3 separate regions of the Homo sapiens genome follow, and regions 2 and 3 are each linked to region 1. The links are chromatin loops, found by intact Hi-C in ENCODE. Cell type or tissue: PC-3. All regions are shown on one strand. Links, peaks and the distances in the headings refer to the core of each region. The heading gives the core; the rest is flanking DNA. Region 1 overlaps FAH (fumarylacetoacetate hydrolase). Region 2 has its middle 22 kb from the start of BCL2A1. Region 3 overlaps ZFAND6 (zinc finger AN1-type containing 6).

What was found. A loop is a pair of places that touch in the nucleus more often than their neighbours do. Peaks named below come from ENCODE experiments on the same cell type or tissue, not always from the same donor. Only the 100,000 strongest peaks of a DNase experiment are listed, where the experiment ranks them.
Region 2: a loop joins it to region 1, with 7 times the contacts of the local background. A loop is called at or near these places in 23 of 110 quality-filtered maps.
Region 3: it touches region 1 in a loop (3.0-fold over the local background); 2 of 110 quality-filtered maps call a loop at or near these places.

What each region holds. Positions count from the first base shown.
Region 1 is chr15:80,169,463-80,177,038 of GRCh38, reverse strand. FAH (fumarylacetoacetate hydrolase) reads right to left here. Exons shown (of 14, transcript NM_000137.4): 8 at 4,791-4,890; 9 at 3,895-4,025; 10 at 1,948-2,023. Among named protein-coding and RNA genes, the nearest start is that of FAH, 20 kb to the right of the region's middle. In PC-3, for the core only: a CTCF peak has its summit at 3,526; a DNase peak (open chromatin) is centred at 3,538; H3K27ac peaks cover 1,068 bases.
Region 2 is chr15:79,989,655-79,997,230 of GRCh38, reverse strand. No RefSeq gene overlaps it. Among named protein-coding and RNA genes, the nearest start is that of BCL2A1, 22 kb to the right of the region's middle. In PC-3, for the core only: a CTCF peak has its summit at 3,633 (motif pointing right); DNase peaks (open chromatin) are centred at 2,400 and 3,660; H3K27ac peaks cover 461 bases.
Region 3 is chr15:80,101,978-80,109,553 of GRCh38, reverse strand. All of the region lies in intron 2 of ZFAND6 (zinc finger AN1-type containing 6), which reads right to left. Among named protein-coding and RNA genes, the nearest start is that of ZFAND6, 46 kb to the right of the region's middle. In PC-3, for the core only: no CTCF peak of the experiment used is centred there; DNase peaks (open chromatin) are centred at 3,253 and 3,763; H3K4me3 peaks cover 1,707 bases; H3K27ac peaks cover 2,351 bases.

The DNA.
Region 1 (7,576 bases), core at 419-5,418:
CGGGCTGTTGCCGTTCCACTTCTGAACAGCACTAATAAGTAGAAAGCTCCTCTGCTCCCTCAAAACCTGGCTTCCTCCCTTGGTCCTAACTTCCCCTCTGAGGTGGCACAGAACAGGTGTGCTCTTCAGCCATGCGAGGTCTGGGTCTGCCAAGGCTGCTCCTCCCCAGACCCTTTCGCCCAGATCCCAACTCAGAACATCAGAACTGCAAATGCAGGACTACATCTCTGGACACTGTGCTTTCTGGATAATCTTGTCCCTTTTCTACCAGTGGCCTCCCCCGGGCGGGCAGGTTCACCTCTAGGCAGCCAGGAATACTGAGGACAAAACCAGATAGAAAGTATACTCCAAGCACGCATTGTGGGTGGCAGGAGGCCAACCTAGAACTTGTGACACACTTGGATTGAGTCCCAGCCCTGCCATTAGCCAGGTAGGTGGCTCGGGGTGAATCCTTTTCCTCTCTGAGCCTCAGCTTCCTGACCTGGAACCTGAAAGAGCGGGCCCAGCACAGCTTCCCAGAGGGCCCTGGGCAGCCAGGAGGCTCTCTGTGACAGCTCTTTCTCCATGGAGCATCCTGCTCCCATGGCGACAGCTCCTGCAGTGTACTGCGCCTCCTGACAGGAACCACCTCATGAAGGGCCGAGACCCTGGAACTGACAGTGAGACAGACATGGCAAAGCCTGGAGTGTACAGACAGAGCAGACAGAAGAAAGAAATGGAGCTGGCCGGGCATGGTGGCTCACGCCTGTAATCCCAGCACTTTGGAAGGCCTAGGTGGGTAGACCACCTAAGGTTAGGAGTTCAAGACCATCCTGACCAACATGAAGAAACCCCATCTCTACTAAAAATACAAAATTAGCCAGGCATGGTGGCGCATGCCTGTAATCCCAGCTACACAGGAGGCTGAGGCAGAAGACTCGCTTGAACCCAGGGGCAGAGGTTGTGGTGAGCCAAGATCGCACCATTGCACTCCAGCCTGGGCAAGAAGAGTGAAACTCCATCTCGGGGGAAAAAAAAAGAAGAAAAGAAAAGAAAAAGGAATGGAATGGAGCTAAAAAGGAGATTTGGCCAGAGTGTGGCTAGGAGGTCTGTGTGTGGCCACCAGGCAAACCCTCCCCATCCGAGGGCCCCCGTTGGGATTGGAAAATGACACCTGACTCTTTCTAGGTACAGACCCTGTCCCAGACCTTTGCATGAATTGACATGTTTGGTCCTCACAACACACCATGAGGTCAACGCCGCTATTATCCCATTTCATAGATGACAAATGAGGACATGGCCAGGTTTGGCAACTTGCCCAAAGTCCCACAGCTGAGCAGCAGAGTCATGGCCTGCAGAGCCAGTCTCTTTATTACCAACGCCCCATTGGGCCTGTTCGCGGAGGCGGGCTGAGCAGCCACAGGGAGATGTGGGCCCTGTCTATGTCAGGGCTGGCCCAGGGTGGGGATCTCGGGTCTGTCTGCAAGACACTCAGGGCTGGCCCATGGTGGGAATCTGGGGTCTTGATGCGCTGGCTCTGTGTGGCCCCAGGGGCTCAGCCAAGCGAACAGACCCACAAGGACATGCTTTCAAACAGGCACTCAATGAAATGTGCCACCCACCACGGAAGTGAGGGTCAGTGGCGATATGTGAGCAGGAGCCAGGCAGCCCCTGGAGAGGCTGGGGAGGGGATTCAAGCAGAAGATGGAAGTCCCGGACTCCATCCTTTCAGCCCTACCACTGAGAGCTCAGTGACAGGGTTAATGCCCTATGGGCCCAGTTAGGTTCCCAGTGAGCACCAGGGTGTCCCCTCCCCTCCCCTCCTCTTTCCTTTAGACGAGCCACACACATCTCCAGGGCTGTAGCACGTGCCCTCACCCTTGCCAAAGCTCAGGAGCCTTCAGGACAAGGCACACAGGCACACATTGCCTCAGAGCTCCTGGCCATGTCAGTCCCCCTACAACATACCTTTCAGGTTAACAGAGAGGTTGATGTCAAATGTGTAGGGCTCGTCATGGCACAGATACGGCAGGGGCCTGGGGTCCTGAGAGGGCAAAGCACAGCACAGAGGTCACTGGCAGGTGGGCTGAGCTCACCCGGCTGGGCCCCCATACCAGCCAGGCCCCCAGCAGCACCTGCTCCCCTAGGCAGAGGGTCTGAGACAGCAGGAGCATTCCCTCTCCAGGGACCCAGCACTGTGTCCCTGGATAGCAGTAGGGGGGATCATACTGTGGGTCTCTAGGAAATGCAGCCAAGGAAGGGGCATCAGCAGGTCAAAGGTCACAGGAGCCAAACCAGAGATGTTCCTGAAAGCCACAGGAGGGGAGAGAAAGGGAAGGTGGGCAGCAGACAGGCCGAGATGGAGAACAAAGCCTGGCCTGTGAGGAAAGGCTGGGCCTGAAAGCGCATTGCAGGGCCCCTGGAAGGCAGAGGGGTCACAACAGAAGTAGACAGCCCTGGCTGGTGCTGGAGCCAGCTAGGGAGGCAGCTTGGATGGCTGGGCCAGAACGCCTGCACTCCGGCCAAAAGCAGTGTTTTCCAAAGCATGGTACATGAGTCACCCACGGGACATGAGATCGTTTTTGGTGATACTAATGGTTATGAAACAGTGTAGCTAGTGATGCCAGTAGGAATATAAAGTTCCCTTCTTAATATATTAAGTTTAAACTGGGAGCCACTCTGAAGGAAAACATTAAGTAAATAATAGTTCAGAGGGGGAATAGTAGTGTTGTACCTAAATGGTGTTGGGGAAGGGCTGGCACAGAGGAAGGCAGGCAAAACCCTGTGATGACCGACCCGGAAGAAGGCAGATGACTGGAGGACAAGCAAAGAGAGGCTGTGGCCTTGCAGCCCTAGGGAGACTAGACAAGGCCGCTGCCAGCTAGAGAGAAAGTCAAGTCCTGGCGACTGAAAATGACCAGGGTGGGCAGGGGGTGCTGTGGTAGGGAGCAGCGAGGAGAGAGCAAGGGATGAGGGTGAAAGCCCCACAGGACTTCACTAGAACTGGCTTGCAAGGAAAGACCTCAGGGTTGTTTGTAGCACAGCAAACATGAGATGACCCCAGAGGCAGAGGAGCATGGGAGAGCAGTGTGGGTGCAGGACCAGCACCGGGTGTTGGTAGAGGCCCCCAGCAAATGCGTGGTGAGATGCTCAAGCGAGGATGTGCAAATGGCTGGGAGCTCAGCCTGGATCCCCACAGGGAGGTCAGAATTGGAGAGGGGCATCGTGAGGACTCAGAGACACTGGAGAACGAGGACAGGTCACATGCCAGAAACCAAGGGGTGAGGGAATGCCAACAAGAGTGAGGGGCCACAGGAAGTCCATGCTGAAGGGGACACAAGGTCATGACACTGACTATCGGGTCACAGGTGACTCTGGCCAGGTGTTGCCAGTGATGGAGTGGGGCAGATTGCAACAGGCTGAGAAGGGAGGACTGGAACCAGGGGTCAAGGCCTAGACCCAGTGGTAGACCAAGCGGTGCCGGGAACCAGAGGCTGCAGGGACTCCCTGTTGCTGGGCTCCAAGCTGCATTCTATGAGTTGGGGTCCAGGTGGCGCCATTTGCACAGAACAAGATTTGATGGCCACCTGGGAGGTTGTGCAATGTTGGTACCTGCAGGGACTCCTCCTGCCAACTGGCCAGATCCCCCGGGTCTTGCAAGATTCTTAAGGTTACAAAATTCTGTGTTTTCTCCAAGAACTGTGCCAGGGCCAGGGAAACCACAAGGGAGAATGATGCCCTGGCTGCCTGGAAGTAATCGTGGCCAGGAACTCCCAGGCACTCTGCTGTGGGCATGCCGTGGGCACAGAGCTTCCCTCCTGATGGTCTGCATGCCTGGCATGTCCACTCAGTGGGCAAGCAGCCTCAGAGGCAGCAGGGCTGGGTTTGGGAGCTTCCTGCAGAGAATGTGCTTACCTGCTTCGGGTTGGGCACAGCAAAGGGCATGAGAGCATCCATGGGCACCACCCACGGAGAGACAGTGGTCCCAAAACTCTTCCCAAGGAATGGCCCGAGAGGGACATACTCCCACTTCTGAATGTCTCGTGCTGCAGAAGAAGGGCACAGCCAGGACTTACAAAGGCTGATCAGGGCATCTCCCAACGACCCCCTCCTGCCCTTGACCAAGGAGCAGAGACACCTAGCACTGCCATCTCCACAAAGATCAGCCCCAGTCAGGCTGCCCCAGGACAAAGGGGCAAGAGCATTCAATGCCAAGGACAGAGGTCCTTTGAGGGCACTGTGCCAGGTTACAGCAAAGAGAAGGATGACCAAACGGTGGTCAGGATATCTCCCAGGAAGGGGCTGGAAGCTCATTCTCAAACTATGAGAGAGACACTTTCTGGGGCTTATGGTGCCATCTTCCTCCCACGTATGGCAAAGGGTTGAGAGCTCAGGCTCAGAAGCTGGACTGTTTTGCTTCAAATCTTAGTTCAGCAACTAACTGAAATCTCCCTGTGCCTCAGTTCCTCATCTGTAAAATGGGAAGATAATATTGCACATACCGTGTAGGGATCAGCGGGAGAATATACGAAGGGTGTTAAGCACAGGGCCTGACACATAAGTGCTCAGTAAATATTAGTTATGATGTCAGCCGTGTCCCTAGCCACTCGAGAAAATTGGAGCTCAGAGGAGTTAAGTGAGTGGCCCGAGTTCTTAGAGCTGAAAGTCTGTTTGATACCCAGACCCCCACTCTCAGTCACTGCATCACCTGCCACTTTTGACCTGCACCAGATCTTCAGCTTCTATGAAATTGCCCCAAGTCCCCAGCCTCCTCCCCGTCATCTCTACAGGAGCAGAGCTCCAGTAATTACCACTCCAGTCGTTCATAAGGACCATTCCAAAAATGTGCTCATGGGCCTTGGAAATGGGGATCGGCTCTCCCAATCTGTTTCCAGGGCCTACAAAAAAAGCCTTACATGGGGGAGAGTTCATTAGAATCTGGAGCTGATCTGCCGCCCAGGTCACTTGTCACCTAGAGAGCAAAGGTCAGGTATTTCCAAACTCCAGCCATGGACCAGGACTGCCACAGGGGCCTGGCATGAATCCACTGTGTTTCTAAGTCAGAGGTCAGATGGACGCCTCAGGAAAGCAGAGTGCAGTGGTGTGCCCTGCCCCCGCCATCGGCCTTCCTTCCACTCCCCTGAGCTCCAAAGCAGCCTCCCCTCCCTTCAGTGCATCCCAGGCCACTCTGCTCTTTCCTCTTCATCCCATACAGCCTTTGCCTTTCAAGACTTGACAGCCACATGAGGCTTGTAAAACTGAAACTATCAGGGTTTGTATTCATGTCATGAAAAACCAGGCCAGGCACTGTGGCTCACGTCTATAATCTCAGCACTTTGGGAGGCTGAGGTGGAAGGATCACTTGAGCCTCGGAGTTTGAGACAAGCCTGAGCAACATAGTGAGACCCCACCTCTACAAAAAATAAACAAAATTAGCCAGGCATGGTGGCACATGTCCGCAGTCCCAGCTACTTGGGAGGCTTATGTGGGAAGATTGCTTGAGCCAGGGAGGTCAAGGCTGCAGCAGGCCGAGATCACGCCACGGCACTCCAGCCTGGGTGACAGAGCAAGACCCTGTCTCAAAAAATAAAAAAATAAAATAAATAAAAATTTTCATTGCTCAATTCCCACCTATGAGTGAGAACATGCAGTGTTTGGTTTTTTGTCCTTGCAATAGTTTGCTGAGAATGATGGTTTCCAGTTTCATCCATGTCCCTACAAAGGACATGAACTCATCATTTTTTATGGCTGCATAGTATTCCATGGTGTATATGTGCCACATTTTCTTAATCCAGTCTGTTGTGGGGTGGGGGGAAGAGGGAGGGATAGCATTAGGAGATATACCTAATGCTAAATGACGACTTAATGGGTGCAGCACGCCAACATGGCACATGTATACATATGTAACAAACCTGCACGTTGTGCACATGTACCCTAAAACTTAAAGTATAATAATAATAAAATTTAAAAATAAAAATAAAAAATAAAAAATAAATTTTTTTAATGAAAAATGAAAAACCAAAAGACTGCCTCCTTCATGCAGCAAATAGTACCAGAGAGAGCACACCCCACGGCCTCTAACCCCTATCTGTCATCCCACTACCTCTAAAGAAAAACAGCACCAACGTGATGTCCATGAACCAGCAGACTAGCCAGGCATCATTAGAAAGAAAAATTTGGGAAAATCTCTTTGAAAAACATAGACTCAGCCATGACATTTGCAAAACTTAGTCACCATTTTATTTGTTCTGTGACAATAGTTAAACATTGCAAATTTTTCATCAAGATGAAAAAAAGAACCCAAAAGCACTAGTCCAGGTGACCTGGGCTCTCTGCCCCAACCATTTCTCCACATGCTGACTCTCTGTCTTTTCTCTCTCCCTCTCAACAGGTGAAGTGTCTGCCTGCAGAGTCCTTAGTTCTCCCAGAGAGAAGACCATGGCCCCAAACCAGGGCTCAGATGCCCTGCTCTGATGAATCTCAGCTGGGGGTCCTCCTCCCGCAGTCTCACATAGTACCCTTGCTAAGGCAGGAGGAGGCAGAGGGCTGGCAGGGAATGCCCTGCTATCCACGGGCTATTCGGCAGTGCCCACTCATTTCCCTCCTCTGGACTGAATCCAGAGAAATCACAGGGAAGCCCAGGAGAGACAGGGAGCTCCAGAAAAGCAGACGGGCCTTTCAGCCTGCCTCCACCAACCAGGGCTTCCCACTGTCTCAGCCTGACTCGGTGGCCCCATGACAGCTTCTTCTACACCATCAGTGATGAGGCACTCAGAGCTTCCTGAGGCAACGCCTAAAACTGTAGGTGCTGACTATGGGAAAGCCCCCTCCATCTGCCTGTCTGCATTTCCCACACGGAGACTGACTCCAACCTTGGGCATCAGACAACCCAGCAGATGCTGAAGACCCTGCCAGGTCCCCGGAGCGCTGCCTCCCCCAGGTCAGCTCCTCCTTTCCATCACTTCCCTGGTCCCCTCACCTTGGGGGCTGCCCAGATTTCAGTGTCCCCTCTGAAAAATGGGCAGCATGAGGGATCCTCAGGTGGTGGGACCGACTGTATCAACATCAACATCCAGGTTGTGATAGAGCACCATGGTTACGAAGGATGTTGCCACTGGGGGAGACTGTGTGAAGGGTATTGGGATCTCTGTACTATTTCTCACAACTGCATGTGAGTCTACAATGACCTCAAAATAAAAAGTTTAATTTAAAAAAGTGTGCAGCCCTGGCCGAGCGCGGTGGCTCATGCCTGTAATCCAAGCACTTTGGGAGGCCGAGGCAGGTGGATCACGAGGTCAGGAGATCGAGACCATCCTGGCTAACATGGTGAAACCCTGTCTCTACTAAAAATACAAAAAATTAGCCAGGCATGGTGGAAGGTGCCTGTGGTCCCAGCTATTCGGGAGGCTGAGGCAGGAGAATGGTGTGAACCCAGGAGGCGGAGCTTGCAGTGAGCCGAGATAGTGCCACTGCACTCCAGCCTGGGTGACAGAGTGAGACTCCATCTCAGAAAAACAAAACAAAACAAAACAAAACAAAAAACAAATAAAAAAGTATGCAGCCTAAAGTGACCACAGTTCTGAGGTTGTATGGGCCC
Region 2 (7,576 bases), core at 956-5,955, 180 kb after region 1:
TGTTCCCAGCCTCCTCTTACATTCTTTACAGTCAATCTTCACCTTTGCTCCTCAGAGATATGCACTCCTCTGATTTTTTTTCCACCATAGATTAGTTTTGTCTGTTTTATACTTTCATATAAATGGAATTATACAGTATTTACACAGTATTTACCTTTTTATAAGGCTTTTTAAACTTAGCATAATATGTTGACATCTATCTGTGTTGCTTGTATCAATAGATCAATAGTTCGTTCTTTTTTTTTTTTTTTTTTTGAGACGGAGTCTTGCTCTGTTGCCCAGGCTGGAGTGCGGTGGTGCAATCTTGGCTCACTGTAACCTCCGCCTTCTGGGTTCAAGCAATTTTCCTGTCTCAGCCTCCTGAGTAGCTGGGATTATAGGTGCCCACCACCACACCCAGCTATTTTTTGCATTTTTAGTAGAGATGGGGTTTCACCATGTTGGCCAAGCTGGCCTCGAACTCTTGACTTCAAGTGATCTGCCCACCTTGGCCTCCCAAAGTGCTGGGATTACAGGCATGAGCCACCGTGCCCAGCCCAGTCTTTTTTTTATTACTGAGTAGTATTCTGTTTACATATGTACTATAGTTTGTTTATTCAGTATTCCATTGGAGGACTGCTGAGCTGCATTGTAACCAAAATGAAAATCCTGGGTCCGGGTGCAGTGGCTTACGCCTGTAATCCCAGCACTGTGGGAAGCTGAGGCGGGCAGATCACCTGAGGTCAGGAGTTCCAGACCAGCCTGGCCAACATGGTGAAACCCCGTCTCTACTAAAAATACAAAAATTAGCCAGGTGTGGTGGCGGGCACCTGTGATCCCAGCTACTTGAGAGGCTGAGGCAGGAGAATTGCTTGAACCCAGGAGGCAGAGGTTGCAGTGAGCCAAGATTGCGCCACTGTACTCCAGTCTGGGCAACAAGAGCGAAACTCCGTCTCGAAAAAAAAAAAAAAAAAAAATCCACAGTGATGCCAATGCTGATGCTGGAGCCCCAGGGCCCACACTTTGGGTTCCCAGGGACTCCTATGGTCAGACTGTAGGAAGATCAGTCTTGGGGTGTTGAGAGATGGGAGTGGATTTGGGAGAGCCTGGAACAGAGAGGAGGAATCATGGAAACTGACGAGTGACATGGGGCAGGGGCCGGGACAAAGATTTTCACAGCAGGACTAAATGGAAAAGGGTCAGATGAAGAGCAATTTCTTTTGGATGCAGTTATCATTGTAATAATTATTAGTATTCAAAATAACAAGTATCTTATAAATCTTAATATGAAAGTGTATACTTTTGTTGGGGATGATGCATCCACATTACCACACCAGGCTAATTTTTGTATTTTTAGTAGAGATGGGGTTTCACCGGGTTGGCCTGGCTGGTCTCAAACTCCTGACCTCAGGTGATCCACCCGCCTCGGCCTCCCAAAGTGCTAGGATTACAGGCGTGACCCACCACACCCGGCTGGGGATGCATCTCTTAATGAGACAGATAGGACTTAAAAAATTATGTTATCTATTTGTTTATATATCCATGAGTGACTATTTCTTTTTGCTAGGGGTCAGCATCACTTTTTCTTTTTTCTGTTTTTGTTTATTTTTTTTATGACCATAAGCACTGAGAAATTTTTTTAAAACAAAATAAGTAGATAGGAAGGAAAGATTTGTTATATAAATGTCATTCAATTAGAAATCTCCTCCCAAAATCACATAATAATCTATCATCAGAATTGCTTTTAACAGTGTATCAGCTGATATTTGATTGGTTCCTAGTGATGCTGTCACTGTCTACACTAAAACTTTGAGCTGTCCCTTTGCTCTGGCACCCTAGATTTTCATACCCTGGGGAAAAATGCACCACAGTGGCAGACTAGGATTGTGGAATAGGAAGTAGGAAAGAAAACCCACAGCACAATCCTTCAAATATTGGTTCATTGGCAAGCAATCTGGCTTAGAAAAGAGAACACACGAAATTGAAGATTCTCTTAAAGTTCCATTCCTGGATACCCTTTGGAAAATCTTCGGTACTCTCAGAAGTATATATTCCATATGTGCCTGTTTTTCATTCCTACCACTTTGGGCCACCTTCTTGATCTTGTACAGGCTCCTTTTCTAGAAGCTTGAAAACAACATCCAAGGTCCCCCAGGTACTATCCTATGCTTTTTCTTCTCGTCCCACACGACCCGCTTTTCATGGGTGATTTCAATTTCTTCGAAGACTTCAGAGCTATAAATATGTGAATGACTCCCAGTCTCTGGCTGAAACATCTCTCCAAAGCTCCAGACCCACTGAACTGCCTCCTTTGTTCCTTCAATACCAACTCCACATGTCCTAAGCGGATCTTATCCTCTCCATCAAACCTGCCCTCAGGAGTGTATCCTTTACTTACTCAACTCCTCCAGTTTCCTCATTCCCAAGTCATCGGTCACTGTGGTTTTGCTTCCTTAATGCCTCTCAGATCTGTCTTTTTGTCTCCACCCTGATGATCTTGACCTTAATTTGGGTCTCAAGTATGTCTTCTCTAGTTACAAAGGGGATTACCAAATTACGAAAGCATCTGAACCAGGTTCCTGGTTTCTGGTCCTCTCCCTTCCAGACTCTCCTCTGTTACTAGATTATTCTTTCTAAAATGCAGATCTAGGCCAGGTACAGTGGCTCACACCTGTAATCCCCAGCACTTTGGGAGGCCGAGGCGGGTGGATCACCTGAGGTCAGGAGTTCGAGAACAGACTGGCCATCATGGCGAAACCCCCCTCTGTACTAAAAATACAAAAAATATTAGCCAGGCATGGTGGCAGGCGCCTGTAATCCCAGCTACTCGGGAGGCTGAGGTAGGACAATGGCTTGAACCCAAGAGGCAGAGGTTGCAGTGAGCCCAGATCATGCCGCTGCACTCCAGCCTGGGCAACAAGAGCGAAACTCCATCTCAATAATAATAATAATAATAATAATAATAATAATAATAATAATAAAATAAAATTCAGATCTAACTGAGTCAGTGACTTGCTCCAAGCCCCATAGCCTGCAGGAGAAGGTCTATTCTTCTTAACATCACTTGAAGATCCTTTATGACCTGGCCCCTGGCCACCTGTGGCCTTTCCTCCACTGGTTGTTAACTGGACTTTGCTGAAATTGAAACACTTGCAGTTCTGCCCCAGCTTCTGTTCACTTTTCTATCCCATCCTTCAGCCTGGATCATCTATCTTTAACCTCTTCTCAGTCTGACAGACTCCTACACATGCCAAAGCTTCAGCTCCATGGTAATCTCATCCGGGAGGCTTTCCAATTCACTCTGTGTTCCTCTCTATCAGAGCACTTGGCACATGCAGTTATGATTTTCATGCATTTGGCTGTTCCCTCACTAGACTGTGAGCAACTCAAGGGCCACATCTTCCCTCTCAAATCTCCAGTGTCTTAGCAAAGGTCTGTCACAGACAAGGAACTCCTTGTATTATGAAGGACGTTTGTTGCAAACACAGCAGAACAGCAACTCTGATTTGCAGGTGTTTTCCCATACAGAGTTGCCAGAGGTCTCTGGTTTTCTCAATTCAGGCTAAGCCTTTGGTAATGGTGCCTGCAGCACTTTGCAGTTTGATATTAAGTAGAGAGAGAGGAAGGGGCTCAGGACTACAAAGGTTCCTCCGCTGCAGTTCCATTTGAGAACACGAGATGGCGCCCTGCGGCGGCCTGTTGAGATAGTCTTGGGACATTTTCCTACGTGATAGTCTGCCAAGCCCAGCAACGGCAGAAGCCCCAATAACCCAGAGTTAGAGATGAGATTGATACCCAATTGTTTGTTATGCTGAATAGAGCTATCAAGTGGTTGCATTTATCATTCATTATATGTGAATTTAAGAAAAACAAAAAAAAACTTCTTTTTTTTTTTTGAGACGGAGTCTCGCTTTATCGCCCAGGCTGGAGTGCAGTGGCGCGATCTCGGTTTACTGCAAGCTCCGCCTCCTGGGTTCACGCCATTCTCCTGCCTCAGCCTCCTGAGTAGCTGGGACTACAGGCGCCCGCCACCGCACCCGGCTAATTTTTTGTGTTTTAGTAGAGACGGGGTTTCACCATGTAGGATGGTCTCGATCTCCTGACCTCGTGATCCGCCCGCCTCGGCCTCCCAAAATGCTGGGATTACAAGCGTGAGCCACCGCGCCCAGGCAAAAAAAACTTTTCTTTAAAGACAACTTTGTCTTTAAAGACAAAGTTCCACTCCGTCACCCAGGCTGGGGTGCAGTGGTGTGATTATAGCTCACCGCAATCTCGACCTCCTGGCCTTACATGATCCTCCTGCTTTGGCCTCCCAAAATGTTGGGATTACAGGCGTTAGCCACCATGCCTAGCAGAAAAATTTACAAGTAGCATTTAATCTATGTATTTTGGAGTCAGATGGCCCTGGGTTTTAATCCTGGCTCTGCTACTTACTAGCTGTGTGACCTGTCAAGTTCTGGGTCTTGGGTTCCTCCTCCGTGAAACAGTTAATAAGTCCTTTTACAAACTTTAAATGAGATGAGGTTTGTAGAATTCTCAGTGCGATCCTGGCACATGCTAGATGTTCAGTAAATATTCATTTTTTTTCCCTTTTAAAAATCCTTACGGCTGGGTGCGGTGGTTCATGACTGTAATCCCAGCACTTTGGGAGGCCGAGGCGGGTGGATCACGAGGTCAGAAGTTAGAGACCAGCCTGGACGATATGGTGAAACCCTGTCTCTACTGAAGACAAAAAATACAAAAAATTAGCTGGGCATGGTGGTGCGCACCAGTAGTCCCAACTACTCAGGAGGCTGAGAATCGCTTGAACCTGGGAGGCAGAGGTTGCAGTGAGCCGAGATCATGCCACTGCACTCCAGCCTGGGCAACAGAGTGAGACTTTGTCTAAAAAAAAAAAAAAAAGAAAAATTCTTACGTCACCTTACCATAATCCTTTTACACTCATTGCTTTCTATTTTATTTTATGATAGCTTTTTCTGTTTATGTCTTATTGCTACTTAGTCTAGTCTGGGGAACTCTTTGAGGGCAGGACTTGTCTGATTTTTCTTCATCTTCAGCACCCAGCTCAGTGCTAGGTACATAGCAGGAGTTCAATAAATAATCAATGAAAACATAATGAATGCATCCAGTTTATATGGGTACATTCCCCCTACTTCCCCACCCAATGTCCTCTTACTGGACCACAGAAAAACCTGAGCTATTCAGATAAAGATTCTTCGGCATTTTTTGCTTAAAACACACAACAGGGAAAATCTGATAAAACCTGAACAGTTACTTTTGCCATCATTGACTCCAGAGGCTTGTCTGCCTGCATGTGCCAACTGAAGAGTGGTTTTTTTGTTTTGCTTTGTTTCGTTTTGTTTTGTTTTGTTTTTTGAGACGTAGTCTCACTCTGTCCCCCAGGCTGGAGTGCAGTGGCACGATCTCGGCTCACTGCAACCTCCGCCTCCCGGGTTCAAGTGATTCTCCTGCCTCAGCCTCCCCAGCAGCTAGGATTACAGGCACATGCCACCACGCCCAGCTAATTTTTTGTATTTTTAGTAGAGACAAGGTTTCACCATGTTGACCAGACTGGTCTTGAACTCCTGACCTCAAGTGATCCACCCGCCTCGGCCACCCAAAGTGCTGGGATTACAGGCGTGAGCCACCACGCCCGGCCTGCAGAGTGGTTTGAACAGCAACTTTCCAGGCCTGGTGTGGCGACTCACCCCTGTAAACTCAGCACTTTGGGAGGCCGAGGCAGGCAGATCACCTAAGTTCAGGAGTTTGAGACCAGCCTGGCCAACATGGCGAAAACCTGTCCCTACTAAAAATACAAAAATTAGCCGGGCATCCATGGCACACATCTGTAAATCCCAGCTACTCAGGCGGCTGAGGCATGAGAATCACTTGAACCTAGGAGGCAGAGGTTGCAGTGAGCCGAGATCGTGCCACTGCACTCCAGCCTGGGTGACAGAACGAGACTCCGTCTCCGGAAAAAAAAAAAAAAAAAAGGCAACTTTCCAGGGCAGACTTGCCTGGCTGTGGAGAAAAGTGCAGCCCCTCAGGGCAGACACATGATGCCCTGTTATGGGCAGGAGCCAGCAGCTGGGACTGGCCACTTGGGCTTGGCTGGCAGAGAGGGAACCAAGACAGAAAGGACAGGTGGGCTGGGATTGCCCTCCCTTGGTTTGGACTTAGTCTGAGTCTGTCGTCCTGACAGCGCCTGTGTCATTGTGGGAAGTAGTTCCGGCATCTCCACTGAGAGGGTGTACCTAGGCCTGGAATGATCGCTACCTTTCCTTAGGATGGCCAGCCCATCTAGGTGGGACCACGGGAGTCACCCACCTTGCCTCAGGTTAAGAGAAGACCTCCTGAGCAGGGGCCCTGCACTATGAACAGTTCACCAGTGAGGGGCAATTGAGACATGAGGAGATGCTTTGTGCACAGGCCATGGGGTCTCCAAACCACTGCACTGAGCCCTACCGCTTCCCCCATGCGTTCAAAATGCTACCAAACACAAGGCATGTAATGAACCAGGGAGAAACCACCTCTGACCATTAATTCCTCTGTACCTGGACTAAGATCCACAATGAAGACTCAGCTGTAGGCATAGAGGCTTTGCCCTGGAGGCCTCCTTAATGTCCCCAGCTTGGCCAAGAATTTAAATCCTCTCCTGTCTCTTGTCTAGGACTTTTTACTTTGTACGTACGACAGGTCAAATGATTTGAGAAATGGGAAGTGGGAATAGAAGATTCTGGAAACCCCCCCAAACTGTCCTGATGCTGGAGTGGTGCGGCTGTTCAAACTGTCTGTTGTGGAAGATGGAGATGGGGATACCAAAGATGACAAAGGAAGGGAGTTTCCTGTGGAAGGTACCTTTTATTAAACGGGATGGATGCCTCCCAAGGGTACCAGAAAACAAAGGCTGTAAAGACACTCAAATTCAATGGAACTTCTATTTTATAAAAACTTTTTTTATCAGGGAAAATTTTTAAGTTACACAAAATGGTGAAAGTAGCATAATGAACCCCCACCTGCTTCTCACTCAGCTTCACAAATTTCCAACATTTCACCCATTCTTCCTTCATCTGTCCCCAACTTTTTTTTTGCTAGAGTAGAAGCAACTCTCTTCCCTTATTTTAGGAGACTGCTAAGCCCTTGTAAAGATCTAAGATAAGTATCAAAGATAGAATTTACAGGGCTGGGAGGAACTTGGAAATGTTCTAGTCCAACTTAGGTTACAGGTAGGAAAACTGAAACCCAGAGAGGAAGATGCACACTGGAAGGCTGAGGCTGAGCCTGGGCTAGAGACCAAGCCTAGACCTCCCAGTGGCTGACTCGTCCAGCTTCAGGCAATGAGAAGCCACTGAAGGTTGCAGCAAAATCTATTATGAAGGAGAGAGAGTGTTGCAAGAACACTTGAGACAGTTTCCTGTTCAAAAGTCACGGAGCATCATGAGGAGCTCACATGGACACAGAGCTTAGGAGTTTGCAAAACACCTTCGTTTTGATTAGAACGTTTTATCCTCACGACATCTATGAATGGTACATGTTATCTTTGTAAACCCAATAGGAAATTCAGGAAGCAAAGGGATTTAAGCCAGTGGCTGATCCA
Region 3 (7,576 bases), core at 1,069-6,068, 68 kb after region 1:
CTGGGTATGACAGGTATTTTCCTGTCTGAGGCCTTTGTACTTGCTATTCCTTCTACTTTCCAGAAATCCTTATGACTAGGTTCTTCACCTCCTTCAGGTCTCTGCTCAAATGTTACCTTTTTCAAGGAGGAATTCCCTTGCCACTTATTTAAAATTGTCCCCAGCATCAATTCCGGTTTTATTTTTCTTCAACGTCCTTATCCTAATCTTAATTTACTATTATATTGTGTCTCCCCTTTGCTAAAATGTTACCTCCCTAATGGCAGGGATTTTGTCCATTTTGTTCACTGATGCTTTGAATAATGCTTGGTAAATGGCAGGCATTCAATATTGATTGAATGTATGAATGAAACTGCCCTGCCACCTTACCTGCACACCACCACTAGTAGCCAAGGATTTATCCCAAGGCAAAAAACGAGAAAGGCTCCTTTTAAAGAAATTGAATTTGCTGTTTAAGAAGAGATCTAGATCTGTCAGCAAGGTGTGCCACCTATGACTATACAGTTCATGCACTGAACAAAGATGCCTGCAGGCGCGGTGGCTCACACCTGTAATCCCAGCACTTTGGGAGGCCGAGACAGGCAGATCACTTGAGGTCAGGAGTTCAAGACCAGCCTAGTCAACATGGTGAAATCCTGTCTCTACTAAAAATACAAAAATTAGCCAGGCGTGGTGGCAGGCGTCTGTAATCCCAGCTACTCTGGAGGCTAAGGCAGAAGTGCTTGAACCCAGGAGGCGGAGGCTGCAGTGAGCCATGATTGCACCACTGCACTCCAGCCTGGGCAACAGAGTGAGACTCCAAAAAAAAAGAAAAAAAACAAAAAAACAAGGATGCCTGGCCTCATGCTCCAAGCTTTTGGGCATCTTTTCCATTCAGCCTACTCAGAAAGAGGTTCATTTAGCAATGTGACTAATTTAGCATACCAAACAGTAATTCTATTAGTAAAATTAAGTTGCAGTGAATTTCATATTCTCAAACTGACCTAGGTTTCATATCACATACCTTAAAGAACAAGGCACAGTTTTTACCAGCACAAGGCCACCCAATATTCTTATTTGCAAAAAGAGGAACCCGTTCAAATTTTCCCACTGGCTTCCACATTCATGGACATTCATTCTCTTTCTTCTCACGATTACCACAGATTGATCGATCTATCTATGGCTTTTTATTCCCTCTTTGCCCTTAAAGCTTTTAATTCAACTATGTAGACTTTGTACTTCCCCCCAACCCCTCCACCCAAAACCTTTTAAAAAATCTCTTCTCCCCCTAAGGTAAATCTTCAATTGTAAATGAATGTCCTTCCCTAATTTTAAAGTTTAATATATGGTCATTCTCTAAATTTATATCTTTTCTGCTCATGAAACTGCACATTTTTTACAGAAGAAAACTTGCTTTACCATTTACTGAGCAATACTTATATAGAACTTTATGTGCCAAGCACTTATAAATACCAATCCCTTTAATCCTCATAATAGTCCTATTAAGTAGGTACTATTAGCACTCTCATTTTACAGAGAAATAAACTGTTCAAGGACACACAGCTAGTAAGTGAGGAGCTGGGATTCAACCCAAGCAGTTGGCTGGAGTCCACACTCTAAATCAGTAGTTCCCAAAGCGTATCTGTGGACTCCTGGGGATTCTTGAGATCCTTTCAGAGGTCCTTCCCCCTCCCCGCTGCCCTCCCAACCCCATCTTCTCCCCTCCCTTCCCCTCTCCCCTCTCCTCTCCTCTTTTCGACAGAGTTTTGCTCTTGTTGCCCAGGCTGGAGTGCAGTGGCACGATCTTGGCTCACTGCAACCTCCGCCTCCCAGGTTCAAGTGATTCCCCTGCTTCAGCCTCCTGAGTAGCTGGGATTTACAGGTGCCTATCATCATGACTTTTTGTGTTTTTAGGAGAGACAGGGTTTCACCATGTTGGCCAGACTGGTCTTGAACTCCTGACCTCAGGTGACCCACCCGCTTCAGCCTCCCAAAGAGCTGGGATTACAGGCATGAAACACTGCGCCCAGCCCCTATTTTCATAATAACAAGAACTTGTTATTCGTCTTATTCACTGTGTTGACATTTGCATTGGCAGTGTAAAAGCAATGAAGGGTAAAACAGCTAGAGCTTTAACATGCCATCAAGACAGCGGCACCAAACCATACTATAATAGTACAGTTGTCGTTATATGACAAGGAGATGTCACATAATATGGTGATGTCATTATGTAATGACTACCTAATAGTAGTCATTATATTCATCACCATACTCTCACAGTTAAAAAACAAAAAACCAGTTTCACTTGCTGAGTATTCCTGATGAAACAAATTATTTTTACTAAATCTATTTTTTTTTTGACACGGAATTTTGCTCTTGTTGCACAGGCTGGAGCGCAGTGGCGCAATCTTGGCTCCCTGCAACCTTTGCCTCCTGGGTTCAAGTGATTCTCCTACCTCAGCCTCCCGACTAGCTGAGATTACTGGCGTCCGCCACCATGCCTGGCTGATTTTTTTGTATTTTTAGTAGAGACGGGGTTTCACCATGTTCATCAGGCTGGTCTTGAACTCCTGACCTCAGGTGATCCACCCACCTCAGCCTCCCAAAGTGCTGAGATTACAGGCGTGAGCCACTGCGCCCGGCCCTTTTATTAAATCTTGATTCTGATTACACTTCATTGTATTTTTCCTCTTTCACCTATTTTGAGATACGTCACCCCAGAGTAAAGCCTTCCTCAATCTAGTTTCTTATCCACATACTGGAAACTGAAGTCTCTATCCTTGCAGAGGTTTTTGGCACACAGTTCTTAATTAGTCTCCCATTTCAGGGAAAAGGGTTACTGAGGAAAAAGATACCTACACAAATTCAGAGGAAAACAACTTACTTGTAATAACACTGTCCTTCAACATGAATTAAAATATGCATAATGAGCAAATAATAAGTTTCTAGGCACAAAGAGCCTATAATATGGAAGCAAAAAAAAAAAAAACAAATTTAACATACTGAAAAAATTATTTGGTTTTTTCAGAGTTATATTCCCAGCACTCTAGATTAGGGCTGGCAAATTTTTTCTCTAAAGCACCAGAGAGCAATTATTCTAGGCTTTGTGGGCCATAGAGTCTGTCATAACTGCTCAATTTCGCCTTTACAGTAAAAAAGAAGCCACAGACAATAAGTAAATGAATAGGAATGGCTGTGTTTCAATAAAACTTTTATTTACAATAAGGGGTGACTAGAATGGATTTGGTGAGTGGGTCATAGTTGGCCAATTCCCGCTCTAGATTAATGCCAGGCACATAGGAGGTACTCAAATACATGCTGGATGAATAAATGATTTCACAACTATTTTGGTTAGAGATATTATCAGGAAAGACATAGCAAAATTCCATGACTATAAGCAAGTACTTTCTTTTGTCATAGCTCTTTGTTCAAGGATATCTTGATAAACTTATCGTACCTATCACTCCGCTAGCTATTAAACACTGTAAAAGATATTTAGGACACACAGTTCTGCTCTCATCAATGTAGGTACAAGAACAGAAATACTAATGTCTGATTTTCACGTATCTGCACAAACATCACATCTAACTCCAAAATTACAACTTTATTAGCCACAAAACCACAAAATGTTAAGTATCAAAACCACAAAGTTTTAGAATACACCACTCTCACTTCATAGAGGTATATAAAAATGGATGCCAGAAATGATTGCAAGATACTTCAGAAACTGATTTTCTTTCAGTTAAAACGTAACACACCTTGTAGGGATGACTAACAAATGCATCATGAAAGGAAGTTTAACTACAAATCACTGCAAAACAACTGTTATATATACAGGGACAACTTGATATGTAGTAAAAAGAAAAAAGAACTGACTCATCTTCAAGTTGGTTGTGAATATAAACTTCCTACTTAGATAAGTGCTTAGCCTGAAGTACTTCATTTAAGATAGTTATGATGCCTGTCCTTTCTAACTCATAGAATTTTGAGGGGGTCAACTGGGACGGTGATTGTGAAAATACTTTAACCCGTAAGTTGCAATATAAAGCTCAGTTCAGAATTGGGTGGCTTATTTAAGTCACATATCTGCAGTTCATCATGAGAGAGAGAGGTTCAAACTGTCCACTATTTAATAGTAGCTGCAGTCATAAATCCAAGACTCCTTATTTACCCATAGCTCACAAAGGGCAGGTTCATAAAAGTTCTCCTTGCCACAGAGACAGTAATCACCTGTTAGGAGATCTGTGAATAGGCCTCACTTCCACCTGAGATGATACCGTTTTTTATTAAAAGTGTGATGGAATGGTTTCTAACATCCTCCTCTCAAAAGTTTATAAAATGATGTATCAATTACTCTGGATAACTGGCAACAAAAATTTACTATGTGCTTACGCTCAATATTTATAACTGTAAAGGAAGGATAAAAGCAAGTATGTGGTCTACCAGGGGAGACTTCTGTGTGCCTAGACTACAGGATAGTGGGAAATGATCTTAGAATAAGGCCACATCACAAAATCTGTGTTTCCATGATAAGGAGTCTGAACTTAAACCCACAAGCAACAGGGAATCCCACCACCTTAGAATGAAAAGGGGAGCTTTTTAGAACAAGTGCTGTTCACTAAATATTACTGTTTTTTATATACTTTAAATTGCTCTGAAAAGAATTCTAGGTGACTTTAAAAATGCATGCTGTATGATATCAAAAGTAGGCAAAAATAGTCAATCCAAGTAAAAATGGTTAAAAAAAAATAAGTTAGAAATACTGTCAATAAATAAAATGTATGCCCATAAAGGCCTATTTGCTAATTGGAAGCCATTCAACTCTATTCTTTCAAGGAGCTAATGCAAAGAAGAATATGACTACTTAAGAAAAACAAAATCAGCGACTCAAGAAAAGTACAATGAAATATTACCCCAGATAACATAAGAGGATTTCATCTATAGTTTACAACAAGTAAAACACAAAATGATATGGTCAATAATACCTGAAAAGTAAAATGTAAGTTTCTGGGATGGATGGATGGATGGATGGATGGATTGACTGACTGACTGATTTGAGACAGGGTCTCACTCTGTCGCCCAGGCTGGAGTGCAGTGGTGCGATCTCGGCTCACTGCAACCTCTACCTCCCAGGATCAAGCGATTCTCCTGCCTCAGCTTCCCAAGTAGCTGGGATTACAGGCACACACCACCATACCTAATTTTTGTATTTTTAGAAGAGACGGGGTTTCACCATACTGGCCAAGGCTGGTCTTGAACTCCTGACCTCAAATGATCCACTTGCCTCAGCCTCCCAAAGTGCTGGGATTATAAGGCGTGAACCGCCCACCCAGCCTCTGGCTATTTAGTTCTAATATAAATCAATAGTCTCATGGCCACCTTCAGTTAACAGCCAGTCTTCATGGAGTGGAGCCAGAGTTAAAAATAAAATCCGGCCAGGGGCGGTGGCTCACGTGTGTAATCCCAACATTCTGGGAGACCAAGGCGAGAGGATTGCTTGAGTTCAAGACCAGCCTGGACAACACAGTGAGATCCCCGTCTCTACAAAGAATAAGAAAATTATCTGGGTGTGGTGGTGCACAGCTGTGGTCCCAGCTACTCAGGAGCCTATGGTGGGAGAACCGTCTGAGCCTAGGAAATTGAGGCTGCAGTGAGCTGAGATCACACCACTACACCCCTGCATAGGTGACAGAGCAAGACTCTTGTTTCTTAAAAAAACAATAATAATAATGAACTTATCATTCAGGCTTATCATTTAGGCAATCCTTCATAAAGTTTATTTCTCCTAAGTGTCTGCTTTTGTTCTATCAAAGATTGCTGAGGCAGAGGAAAAGGGTAGGGAGAAAGCAGACTGAGAAGGCAGAATGGGTTACAAATTTCTGCTTCAAATAGAATAGTTCATTTTTGGTGTTTTCACATACCTGGTTTCTGCAAAAGATTTCAATTAAATAAAGGGGCTCAGATGGCTAAAAAATTTGGACACTTTAAGTTCTTGATTAAGAGCAAACTCAACAATGCTCAACAGTAAGCCAATCTGAGGTCGGGCTGATATACTATACCATGAACACTTCAGAGCATATCTAGGCCGCTAGTTACAAGAGTTAAATTTCAGTCAGGCACTTTGAATTGAGATGTTCTGAGTGAATATCCACAAGTTACCAATTAATCCCACCAAATTCTCCAAATTTTTTCCCTAAATTAAAAAAACCAGGTAAGGAAACTACACAATTAGGTATGTATTAGAGTAAGTGCTCACTGAAAATGTCTACTCACTATTATGTACTAGGCCCTGGGCTAAGCACTTTATATAGATTATCTGACTTAGGCCTCACCAAATCTGTATAAGGAAGGTAACATTCTCACACACGTTCCTTTGTAATCAGTTGAAGAAACTGAAGTTACACATGCCATTCACTGCCTCCCTACTAACATTCCCTTCTAAGACAATCTGTATACCTATAAATCAGCTCTTGCTGACCTTTTAGTACCATGGGATAAACCCTCCAGACAAGGTGATTAGACCTGGATGAACACTGACCCGATGAACCTATCTAAAGTCATGGATGGAGGTGGGGAGGAGACAGAATAGCACACACATAAAAAGTACCAAGGCTATATACTTGCAATTCAATTACATATGATTTTCCAAAGATTTTTAAAATAATCCTTTTTTCTTTCCTTAGGTAGAATGGATTTCTATTTCCATGTGTTCTGGTCCCTGACTAGAATCCAGTAAACAGTGATTTCTTTTAGAACATAACATTAATAGCTTGTTCCTATCCTTTGGTATCTCCCCTAACACCTACACTATTTCTAAGCACAAAGTAAAAGTGATTATCAGTGCTGAAATCCAGACTACTTTTAACCTTTAGTGGAATCATCTCAAACAGATAAATTTATCTCACAATAAAACCACTAACTGAAACCTAGTCCTTCCTGAAAGACTCTAAATTAATGTGCCACCCATAACATTGCTAGTCTTCAAAGGTGCTTCTAGATAAGAAATCTACTAGCATTTAAATGTAAAAATCAGTTTTCATCTCCATATCACATATAAACAGATGGCTCACTTTAATCTGAGAAGCAGTCACTGACAGACTTCAATACTTGCAACACTGCTTGACTCAACTGTCAATACCTTTATTCAAAAGTAACTGCAAGGCTGGGCGCGGGGGCTCACACCTGTAATCCTAGCACTTTGGGAGGCCGAGTGGGAGGCGGGTGGATCACCTGAGGTCAGGAGTTCGAGACCAGCCTGACCAACATGGTAAAACTTTGTCTCTACTAAAAGTGCAAAATTAGTTGGGTGTGGTGGCACACGTCTGTAATCCCAGCTACATGGGAGGGTGAGGCAGGAGAATCATGCCACTGCACTCCAGCCTCGGCAACAAGAGTGAAACTCCATCTCAAAAATAAAAATGAAAAATAAAAATAACTACACTATAATAAATTTTATAAATTGTTTAAAAATCACTTTATGGCCGGGCGTGGTGGCTCATGCTTATAATCCCAGCACTTTGGGAGGCCGAAACAGGCGGATCACGAGGTCAGGAGATCAAGACCATCCTGGCTAACATGCTAAAAAACCCCGTTCTCT